2 separate regions of the Homo sapiens genome follow, and region 1 is linked to region 2. Evidence: read pairs that join two places in POLR2A ChIA-PET (ENCODE). Cell type or tissue: PC-9. All regions are shown on one strand. Links, peaks and the distances in the headings refer to the core of each region. The heading gives the core; the rest is flanking DNA. Region 1 has its middle 40 kb from the start of WNT8B. Region 2 has its middle 10 kb from the start of KAZALD1.

Region 1 (5,371 bases), core at 141-5,140, 630 kb before region 2:
ACATCACTGCACTCCAGCCTGGGTGACAGAGGGAGATTCTGTCTCAAAAGAAAAGGAAAGAAAAGAAAAGAAATATCTATTGAATGCCTGCCTTGGGCCAGGTACTGCTAGGGAGATGGCAGTGAACTAGACAATCATGGTACCGGTCCTCATAGAGCACCACAGTACAAATATGATGAATGTTACAAAAGCAGAAACCACAGGGGCTAGGAGAGGGTATAATACGGGAAGCTGACCTGGTAATCTTTTTGGAGACTTGAAGAAAAGAGGAATTAGCTAAGTGAAAAGTCAGTGGGAGAAGAGAGAGGAGGCAGCAGAGTGCTCTAGGCAGAGGGAAAAGTATACAGTGAGGCCCTAAAAGTAGGGCCTCACAGAAATAGAACTAGGAGAAGGGTGGCTAGCGGTAAGGTAAAGATATAAGCAAGGAGGGACCAGGACATAGAGGGCCTCTCAAGCCATGGTAAGAAGTGTAGACTTTATCCCAAGGGCAATAGAAAACCAATGAAGTGTTTTAAGCAGGAAGGTGACACGCAGAATTGCATTTTTAAAAGATCACTATGGATCTAGCATGGTAAATAGACTGTGGGGGCAAGGATAGACACAGGGGAGCCAGTTAGGAAGGTATTTCGGTAGTCTAAGTTGAGATACTGATAGCAGTGAAGTGGAGAGAAGAGGACAATCTGGAGACTTCGGAGTTAGAATTAACAGCACCTGGTGATTCAATGCAGGAGGAGAAAGCGTCAAAGATGATTCCTTACCTTTTCCTTGGTAGCGCTTTCAATTATGACTAAGTAGTTATTTGTGCAAGTATTTGTTTAGCTGCCTTCCCCACAAGATTATAAACAACCCTAGGACAGGGATTTATCTTGAACATCTTACTTAGGTACATGCTGTAGCAGGGTGTGTGGCACATAGTGGTGTTTAAAAACGATGTGTTAAGGCTGGGCGCGGTGGCTCATGCCTGTAATCCCAGCACTTTGGGAGGCCTCAGGAGATCGAGACCATCCTGGCAAACACGGTGAAACCCTGTCTCTACTAAAAATACAAAAAAAAATTAGCCGGGCGTGGTGGCAGATGCCTGTAGTCCCAGCTACTCGGGAGGGTGAGGCTGAGGCAGGAGAATGGTGTGAACCCGGGAGGTGGAGCTTGCTGTGAACCGAGATTGCGCCACTGCACTCTAGCCTGGGCGACAGAGCAAAACTCCGTCTCAAAAAAAAAAAAAAAAAAAAAAAAAGAAAGAAAAGAAAAGAAAGAAAGAAAGAAAAAAAAAATATATATATATATAAATTAGCCAGGCATAGTGGTGGGTGCCTGTAATCCCAGCTACTCTGGAGCCTGAGGCAGGAGAATCACTTGAACCTGGGGGGCAGAGGTTGCAGTGAGCCGAGATCGTGCCATTGCACTCCAGCCTGGGGCAACAAGAGCGAAACTCTGTCTCAAAAAATAAAATAAAAACTATGTGTTAAGGCCGGGCATGGTGGCTCATGCCTGTAATCCCAGCACATTGGGAGGCTGAGGTGGGCAGATCACTTGAGGTCAGGAGTTCAAGACCAGCGTGGTCAACATGGTAAAACCCCATATCTACTAAAAAGCAAACAAATTAGCCAGGCTGTGGTGGTGGACGCCTGTAATCCCAGCTAGTAGGGAGGCTGAGGGAGGAGAATTTCTTAAACCTGGGAGGTGGAGGTTGCAGTGAGCCAAAATTATGCTACTGCACTATAGCTTGGGTGACAGAGTGAGACTCCATCTCAAAAAACAAAACAAAACAAAAAAAGCTATGTGTTGGCTGGGCTTGGTGGCTCACGCCTGTAATCCCAGCATTTTGGGAGGCCAGGGAGGGAGGATCGCTTGAGCCCAGGAGTTTGAGAGCAGCCTGGGCAACATAGTGAGACCCCACCTCTACAGAAAAATAAAATAAAATTGGTTAAGCGTGGTGGTGCATGTCTGTAGTCCAAGCTACTAGGGAGGCTAAGGTGGGAGGATGGCTTCAGCCTGGGAGGTGGAGGCTGCAATGAGTCATGATCACACCAGACCCTGTCTCAAACAAAACAAAACTGTTGGTTACATTGTATTTCTCAGCAACCGGGTTTATGGTGATATCACTCACTGAGTTTGGGACATGGAGAATGAAGAAGAGGTTTGGGGGATGAGTTTAGTTTTTTTTTTATTTTTATTTTTATTTTTATTTTTTATTTTTACAGAGTCTCACTCTGTTGCCCAGGCTGGAGTGCAGTGGTGCAATCTTGGCTCACTGCAACCTCTGACTCCCAGGTTCAGCTACTTGCCTCAGCCTCCCTAGTAGCTGGGATGACAGGCGTGCACCACCACACATGGCTAATTTTTTTTTTTTTTTTTTTTTGTGAGACTGAGTCTCGCTCTGTTGCCCAGGCTGGAGTGCAGTGGCATGATCTTGGCTCATTGCAACCTCTGCCTCCCGGGTTTAAGCTTTTTTCAAGCTATTCTCCTGCCTCAGCCTCCCAAGTAGCTGGGATTATAGGCACGTGCTACCATGTGAATTTTAGAATAGTTTTTTCTAATTCTGTCAAAAAATAACATTGGTAGTTTGATAGGAATAGTGTCAAATAAATAGATTGCTTTGGACAGTATGGGCATTTTAACAATATTGATTCTTCTAGTCCATGAGCATAGAATGTCTTTCCATTTGTTTATATCACTTTTGATTTCTTTTAGCAGTGTTGTGTAGTTCTTCTTCTTTTGTAGATCTTCTTGAAAGATCTTGGAAATCTTTCACCTCCTTGGTTAGATGTATTCTTGGGGTTTTGTATGTGTGTGTGTGGCTATTGTAAATGGGATTGCATTCTTGATTTGGCTCTCAGCTTGAACATTATTGGTGTATAGAAATGCTGTTGATTTTTGTACATTGATTTTGTATCCTCAAACTTTTCTGAAGTCTCAACTTTTATTTTAGAATCAGGAGGTACATGTGGTGGTTTGTTACCTGTGTATATTTTGTGACACTGAGGTTTGGGGTATGAATGATCTTGCCACCCTGATAGTGAGCATAGTACCCGATAGGTAGTTTTCAGCCATTGCCCCCCTCTTTCCCTCCCTCCTCTAGTAGTCCCCAGTGTCTATTGTTCTCGTCTTTATGTTCATATGTACCCGATGTTTGGCTCCCACTTCTAAATGAGAACATGTGGTATCTGGTTTTCTGTTCCTGCATTAATTTGCTTAGAATAATGGCCTCCAGCTGCATCCATGTTACTGCAGAAAACATTATTTCATTCTTTTTTTTTTTTTTTTTCTGAGACAGGGTATCACCCTGTCATCCAGGCTGAAGTGCAGTGGCACGATCCCAGCTCACCGCAACCTCTGCCTCCCAGGCTCAAGTGATTCTCATGCCTCAGCCTCCCGAGTAGCTGGGATTACAGGCGTGCACCACTAGTGCCTGGCTAATTTTTGTAATTTTAGTAGAAAAGGAGTTTCGCCATGTTAGCCAGGCTAGGCTGAAACTCCTGACCTCAGGTGATCCACCTGCCTCGGCCTCCCAAAGTGCTGGGATTACAGGCGTGAGCCCCCACACCCGGCCCTCTTTTTTTTTTTTTTTTGAAACAGGGTCTCACTTCGGTTGCCCAGGTTGGAGTGCAATAATGTGATCCCAGCTCACTGCAGCCTTGATCTCCTGGGCTCACGTGATTCTCTCACCTTAGTCTCCTGAGTAGCTGGAACCGCAGGCATAAGCCACCATGCCCGGCTAATTTTTTTTGTATTTTTAGTAGAGATGGGGTTTTGCCATGTTGCCCAGGCTGGTCTCGAACTCCTGGACTCAAGCAATCCACACACCTAGGTCTCTCAAAGTGCTGGGATTACAGGCATGAGCCACCATGCTCAGCTTGATTTCATTCTTTTTTATGGCTGGAAATTTCTTTTTCCTTTTTTCCTGAATTGCCACAAAATCATAAGTTCTTTGAAGCCAAGGATAATGTCTAATTTATATTTGTATTAAAGTGGTTTGTCACAGTGTTAGAAAAGAAAAGGAATTTAGTAAGTACTTGCTGAATGAATGAATTTTAGAGACAGACTTAAGCGCCCTCTTCTAGATTACAATGATAGATGGAAATGTTAACAGAAATGAGTTCATGGTGTCCAGAAAAAAGTAACTAGAGAAAAGATGGGTAAAGACTAAGGGAAATGAGTCCAGGCACGGTGGATCACACCTGTAATCCCAGCACTTTGGGAGGCCGAGGCGGGTGGATCACCTGAGGTCGGGAGTTCAAGGCCGGCCTGGCCAACATGGTACAACCCTGTCTCTACAAAAATTAGCCAGGCATGATGGCGGGTGCCTGTAATCCCAGCTACTTGGGAGGCTGGGGCAGGAGAATTGGGAGGCAGAGGTTGCAGTGAGCTGAGATCATGCCATTGCATTCCAGCCTGGGCAGCAGAGGTGAGACTCTGTGTCAAAATAAACAAACAAAAAAAAGATTAAGGTAAATGAAGACTCATCTTTTTGGAGCTCCAGTCTTGGGTATATTTGAATTTGCCTCTAAGTCCCTTAATCCTCATTATCACAAATGTCCACTGAGAACAGCGCTTTGTAAGAAACACACACACACAAACATGTTTGTACTTCCCAAAGTGTGTTGAAAGGACAGCTTTCCTATCATCTCTTTATTTCTTAATCTTTCCTTATTTCTGAACTAACACACCTATTAATAAGAGTCTAGGCCAGGCGCAGCGGCTCATGACTGTAACCTCAGAACTTTGGGAGGCCGAGGGGGGTGGATCACCTGAGGTCAGGAGTTCGAGACCAGTCTGGCCAACATGGTGAAACCCTGTCTCTACTAAAAATAAAAAAAAAATAGCTGAGCGTGGTGGTGGGTGCTTGTAATCCCAGCTACTCTGGAGACTGAGGCAGGAGAATCGCTTGAAACCTAGGAAGCGGAGGTTGCAGTGAGCCAAGGTTGTGCCACTACACTCCAGCCTGGGCAACAGAGCAAAACTCCACGTTAAAACAAAACAAAAATCTTACATGTACCCTGGAAATATTGTTTTCTGGGTAGAAATTTGGCTTTCTGTACTCTTGAGCTCAGATTTCTTTTCAAATCAACTTTAACCTCTTCTGAACCAGAAGGTATGTAGTAGGAGGGATCACTAGGTGGTGAAAATGCTTTGGACATGGAGAATGCAGGTAGGAGACTCCTTCCCAACTACTTAGACTAGGAAGTTAAGGCCTTTGGGAAGCAAAGGATCTGAGAACTGGCTAGGCAGGCAACGTACATGGCATGTGCAGGCTCCTGACTGCAGAACTTTTAGGATTCAAGGTCAATTTGAGACCACAAAGGTCAGAGATGTTGTGAGGGTCTGGTTTTCTGCACCAAAGCCTTGGAAAGGCACTTTTCATGCCAACTTT
Region 2 (5,371 bases), core at 302-5,301:
GCCTGTGGGGTTGTCCTAGGAATCTCTTCCTTTGGCGATGATGGTGACCCAGAACTCAACCTCTCCTGGGAGGTAAAGGAGTTCGGGGCGCAGGGGTGCCCTGTACTGTGTGTCAACAGGGGCAAATTCTTTCAATTACATCTCAACTCCAGTTTCTCTTCTTTGGATGTAAAACCACAGAAGTCCTCTTTCTCCAATCTCGGAGAGAGGTGAACTGTCTCTGGTTTCCCTCCCTCCCCACCATTAGAAGAAATGTGGGCCGGGCTCGGTGGCTCACGCCTGTAATCCCAGAACTTTGGGAGGCTGAGGCGGGAGGATAATCTGAGGTCAGGAGTTCGAGACTATCCTGGCCAACATGGTGAAACCCCGTCTCTACTAAAAATACAAAAATTAGCAGGGTGTTGTGGCAGGCACATGCCTGCGATCCTAGTTACTCGAGAGGCTGAGGCAGGAGAATCGCTTGAACCCGGGAGGCGGAGGTTGCCGTGAGCCGAGATCGCGCCATTGCACTCTAGCCTGGGCAACAGAGCAAGACTCCGTCTCAAAAAAAAGAAAGAAAGAAATTTGGGACCAGAAACTGAAGAAATAAAGGGAACTAAAGAGAAAGTGCTAAGAGAGACAGTAGGGGCCTGAGCTCTTCCTCCAGCTCATCACACCCCTGGTGTCACCTCTCTAGAACCCACTTACTCTAGGGGGGAGGGGTGGAATGGGTTTGGGGATGGGGGCAAGATCGATACATCACTGGGTTTTGATGACCGCAGGCTTTCACCTTGCAGATAATGGGGTGAGCGGCGGTAAACTCTCCCCGACTGAGCGGGCTCCCCCGGCCTTAATGAGATAATCAATACTTGTTCTCGGCTTAATTTCCATCTAATTGCTCTTTAACGACGCCGGATAATGGGCCGCCTCCTGTGAGGAGGGAGCTGGCTGGGAATCCGACCCGCCTCGGACTCCCGCCTTTCCTCCCCCGGGCAGGATGCCCTCGCGCAGGTGGGAAGGGGGCGCACCGCGTTCTCTGCGTAGCCGGAGCTCCCTTCGCCCGCCCGCCTGCCCCGCGCCGCCACCTGCCTGCAGCGCTCTCGGCCCCCACCGGGGGGCGCTTCAGACTTTGGTTGCAGGATCCTGGCCAAGGCTCCGTTTCAGGTTCGGGCCACCCCCAACCTTATGGGCTGTGGAACCGCGCGCCTCTGGACAAGCCCTTTTCTCTTCTCACGTCCCACCTCGATGCACTGCCCTGGGAGGGGGCCCCAAGACCTTAGGTAAGTTGCTGTGTTTCTGCACCTAAGGAGGACTCCATTTTTCCCCCTGTAAGGTTGCTGGGCTGTTTCCTGTAAAGGAACCTGGCTGGTCACCACAGACCACTCAGGCAAGGAGAGGGGAACAAGAACGAGGAAGACTAGGCCCCGGGGCTCAGAGAGCCTCCTGATTCCCATTAACCTCACTCCCCCGCTCCAACCACCGAGTCAGTTAGGTTCCTGCGAACGCCAGCAGCTCAGTCATCAGCGCTCGCTTCTCTCACTTCCCACCTGCCTATCTCAGCAGGAGGAACACCTGGAGGTTCTCCCCAGGGACTCTCAGACAGCCTGGCCTCCTCTCTCCTCCCCCCACCTCATCTTTCTTGTCTTCTCTTGAGGCCAACCCTGAAGCACTTTGGCCTCAGGTGCCCAGATGCTGTGACCTGCGATTTCCCCATCATCTCCCTACCTCCTGATCTCCTGCCACCTGGGCACACACTCGCCTGCATTTCCACAGCTTGTCCCCTGAATATGGGGTATTTACATTTATAAAACACTTGCTGCTATTCTGGCTCCAGCTGCAATGAAGTTAGGCTGGCAAAGATACTCTAATAGTGGCAGGATAGTGTGATGTTAGAATCATGCCTTGGACCTAGGCAGCCCCAGGTTCAAGTCTTAGCTCTGTTGCTTACTGGCCAGTGACACTGGGCAAACTTTCCTACAGGTCTGAAACTCAGCTTTCTCTTCTAATAATCCTACCCTACACGGTTTTGTAAGTCTGAAACAAGTTAACATATGCAAGTTGTTTGCCATAGGGCCTGGCGCACTGATAAATGATAGCTATTATTGTTATTGTTATCATCTTTATTATAATTATTTTGACAAAGGGTCTCGCTCTGTCACCCAGGCTGGAGTGTAGTAGTGGCACCATCATAGCTCACTGCAGCCTCAACTCCTGGGACCAAGTGATCATCCTCCAGCCTCGGCCTCCCTAGTAGCTGGGACTACAGGTATGTGCCACCACACCCAGCTAATTTTTTACTTTTTGTATAGATGGGGGTTTCACTATGTTTCCAAGGCTGATCTTGAACTCTTGGGCTCAAGAGATCCTCCCACCTCGGCCTCCCAAAGTGCTGAGATTACAAGCATGAGCCACCATGCCTGGCCTGTTGTTATTATTGCATGTTAGAGCTGAAGGAACCATCTAGTTCAAGGAACATGAACTCAAAGGCTATGTCAGGAATCTTAAATAAGGGAAGCACACTAGGTTGGGATTGTGTTGAGCTGGAGAGGGCTAGTCCTGTTTAAAACGGCAGCCAGTACTCACCTTCAATTGTTGCTGGGTAGACCAGATTCCCCACTGTTTGTTGTTTGTTTTCAAAACAATCTGGCAACATCAGCAGCTTGGATATCATCTCTGGCCTTTCTTACCTTACCCCTCCCACCTCTCTATCCTAGCACTAGGAGCAGCTGGGGGTTCTCCTCAAAGCCTCTCTGAACATCCTGGCCTGAAAATTCTGGCCCCAAATTCTGGACTTTTATATAAAATGTCTCAACGTTTGAGTAGAAACTTAAAAACACCATGCCAAATATGACATGCCTTAAGTCCAAATTCACCCTTGTTTCTCAGAAGAAACCTTGGTTCAGATGGGTCTCAGCTGCTGGCAAAGCTGAGACTGAAAGCCTCGATTCTAAGTCAAAATAAAAACTTCTGGGAGGCCCTTCCTAGGCTGTGGGGCCTCTAGCTGCCACCTACCATAGATGCTGCCCGTCACAGGCAGTGCCCAGTGGCTGAGCTATTGTTTGCACTTGGCAGCTCCAGAAGCATAAGACCTGGGTCACAGCAGCTTTGTCTCTTGTGATGCAGCCACACTTTCAAAAATGTTAGGCCAGGCCAGGCACAGTGACTCATGCCTGTAATCCTAGCACTTTGGCAGGCTGAGGCGGGCAGACTGCCTGAGCTTAGGAGTTTGAGACAGCCTGGGCAACATGGTGAAACCCTGTCTCTACTAAAATACAAAAAATTAGCCAGGCATGGTGGTACACACCTGTAGTCACAACTACTCAGGAGGCTGAGGCATGAGATTTGCTCAAACCTGGGAGGCGGAGGTTGCAGTGAGCCAAGATGGTGCCACTGCACTCCAGCCTGGGTGACAAAGCGAAACTCCGTCTCTAAACAAAACAAAAATGTTAGGCCAGGTGTGGTGGCATGTGCTGGTAATCCCAGCACTTTGGGAGGCTGAGGTGGGAGGATTGCTTGAGCCCAGGAGTTTGAGTTCAGCCTGGGCAACATAGCAAGACTTCGTTTCTACAAATAATTTTTAAAAATTAGCTGGGTGTACTGACAGGCGGCGGTGGTCCCAGGTACTTGGGAGACTGAGGCACAAGGACTGCTTGAGCCCAGAAGGTCAAGGCTGCAGTGAGCTGTGATTGCGCCACTGCACTCCAGTCTGGGAGATGAAGAAAGACCCTTTCTCAAAAAAAAAAAAAAAAAAAGTTGTTGAGGGGAGTGTGACAGCAAGTCAAAAAGTCCCAGGACCCAGGGGATCTTAACCCCCAATTTAGAGCCCTCAAATTCTACACACTTCTTTAGTTCATCAACTTCTATTTAATTCTACTCAACAGATTTCCCATCTGTATCCCCCACACTGGGGGACAGATCCAGCAGGTTTGTTGGGAAGTTCTCCTGATTGCCACTTTTTTGTTTTGTTTTTGGAGACGGGGTCTTGCTTTGTCGCCCAGGCTGGAGTGCAGTGGCACAATCGTGGTTCACTGCAGCCTTGAACTCCTGGGCTCAAGCAATCCTCCCACCTCAGCCTCCCAAGTAGCTGTGACTATAGGTGCAGGCCACCATGCTAAGCTATTTGGGGAGGGGGGTAGAGGCAGGGTATCCTTATGTGCCCAAGGCACCTGGCCTCAAGTGATCCTCTTGCCTTGGCCTCCCAAAGCACTAGGATTACAGGCATGAGCCACTGCTCCTGGTCCTGTGATTGTGACATTTTGCTACCTCTCTTCTTGTATCTTACCCTTGGGGAAAATGATAGAAAAGGCACAAAAAATTCTGGATTTTGGCAGGCTGAGTATGTTGACATGGAATGCTTATGAACTTTTATACATGCACAGCATTCTATGAATCATATTCTGATGCTCTGCTGGGACCTGAGATTCTCCATGTGGTTTGGTTGCTTAAAAGCCAAGTAGTTCCTAGCTAATTAGTCCTTTTTATTTCCCATCAGCCCTGAGAAAGCCCCCACTGTTTCTTGCTTGGAGTTCTGAGCATACACTTGTCAGGCTCTTCCTTAGTTTCAGTGAACTGGTCAGCTGAGGGGAGTCCCAACACTCCACAGAAGCCAACACTAGACTCTGTTATTTCTCAAGTGCAAAGGTTGAAAGTGGGATATCCAGGCCGGGTGCAGTGGCTCATGCTTGTAATCCCAGCACTTTGGAAGGCCGAGGCAGGCAGATCACCTGAGGTCAGGAGTTCGAGACCAGCCTGGCCAACATGGCGAAACCCCATCTCTACTAAAAATACAAAAAAATTAGCCGGGCATGGTGGCAAGTGCCTGTAATCCCAGCTACTCAAGAGGCTGAGGCAGGAGAATTGCTTGAACCCGGGAGGCAGAGCTTGCAGTGAGCCAAGATCGTGCCATTGCACTCCAGCCTGGGTGACAGAGACACTGTCTCAAAAACAGAAGAAGAAGAAGAAAAAAGTGGGATATCCAGTGCTTTGGGAGACCAGGAGTTTAAGATCAGCCTGGGCAACAGAGCCAGACCCTGTCTCTACCAAAAAAAATTATCCAGGTGTGGTGGCATGCACCTGTAGTTCCAGCTACTTGGGAGGCTGAGGCAGGATTGCTTAACGCCAGAAGTTCAAGGCTGCAGTGAGCTATGATCATGCCACTGCACTCCAGCCATGGCCACAGAAAAAGATTCTATCTCTTAAAAAAAAAAAAAAAGGAAGGAAATAAAGTGGGATGTCAGCAAAGATATTGTCACAATGTGGTTTTGGGGTCTAAGATCTCCCCCTGGTCCCTGTGGTCTTGATGGGGCACTCAGGAAGATGGCCTCCTCCCTTTACAGGGGTTGTCTTAATTTTGATTTCCCAGAAAGCAGATCCCAAGGCAAGGATTTTGGTA

The links. ChIA-PET counts read pairs that join two places held together with the same protein. Peaks named below come from ENCODE experiments on the same cell type or tissue, not always from the same donor. Only the 100,000 strongest peaks of a DNase experiment are listed, where the experiment ranks them.
Region 1: POLR2A ChIA-PET joins it to region 2 with 7 read pairs; 2 of 35 experiments call an interaction of 5 or more read pairs at or near these places.

What each region holds. Positions count from the first base shown.
Region 1 is chr10:100,419,883-100,425,253 of GRCh38, forward strand. No RefSeq gene overlaps it. Among named protein-coding and RNA genes, the nearest start is that of WNT8B, 40 kb to the right of the region's middle. In PC-9, for the core only: no CTCF peak of the experiment used is centred there; no DNase peak of the experiment used is centred there.
Region 2 is chr10:101,049,342-101,054,712 of GRCh38, forward strand. No RefSeq gene overlaps it. Among named protein-coding and RNA genes, the nearest start is that of KAZALD1, 10 kb to the right of the region's middle. RefSeq lists a silencer at 987-1,176 and an enhancer at 995-1,496. In PC-9, for the core only: CTCF peaks have their summits at 1,111 (motif pointing right) and 1,314; a DNase peak (open chromatin) is centred at 3,110; H3K4me3 peaks cover 379 bases.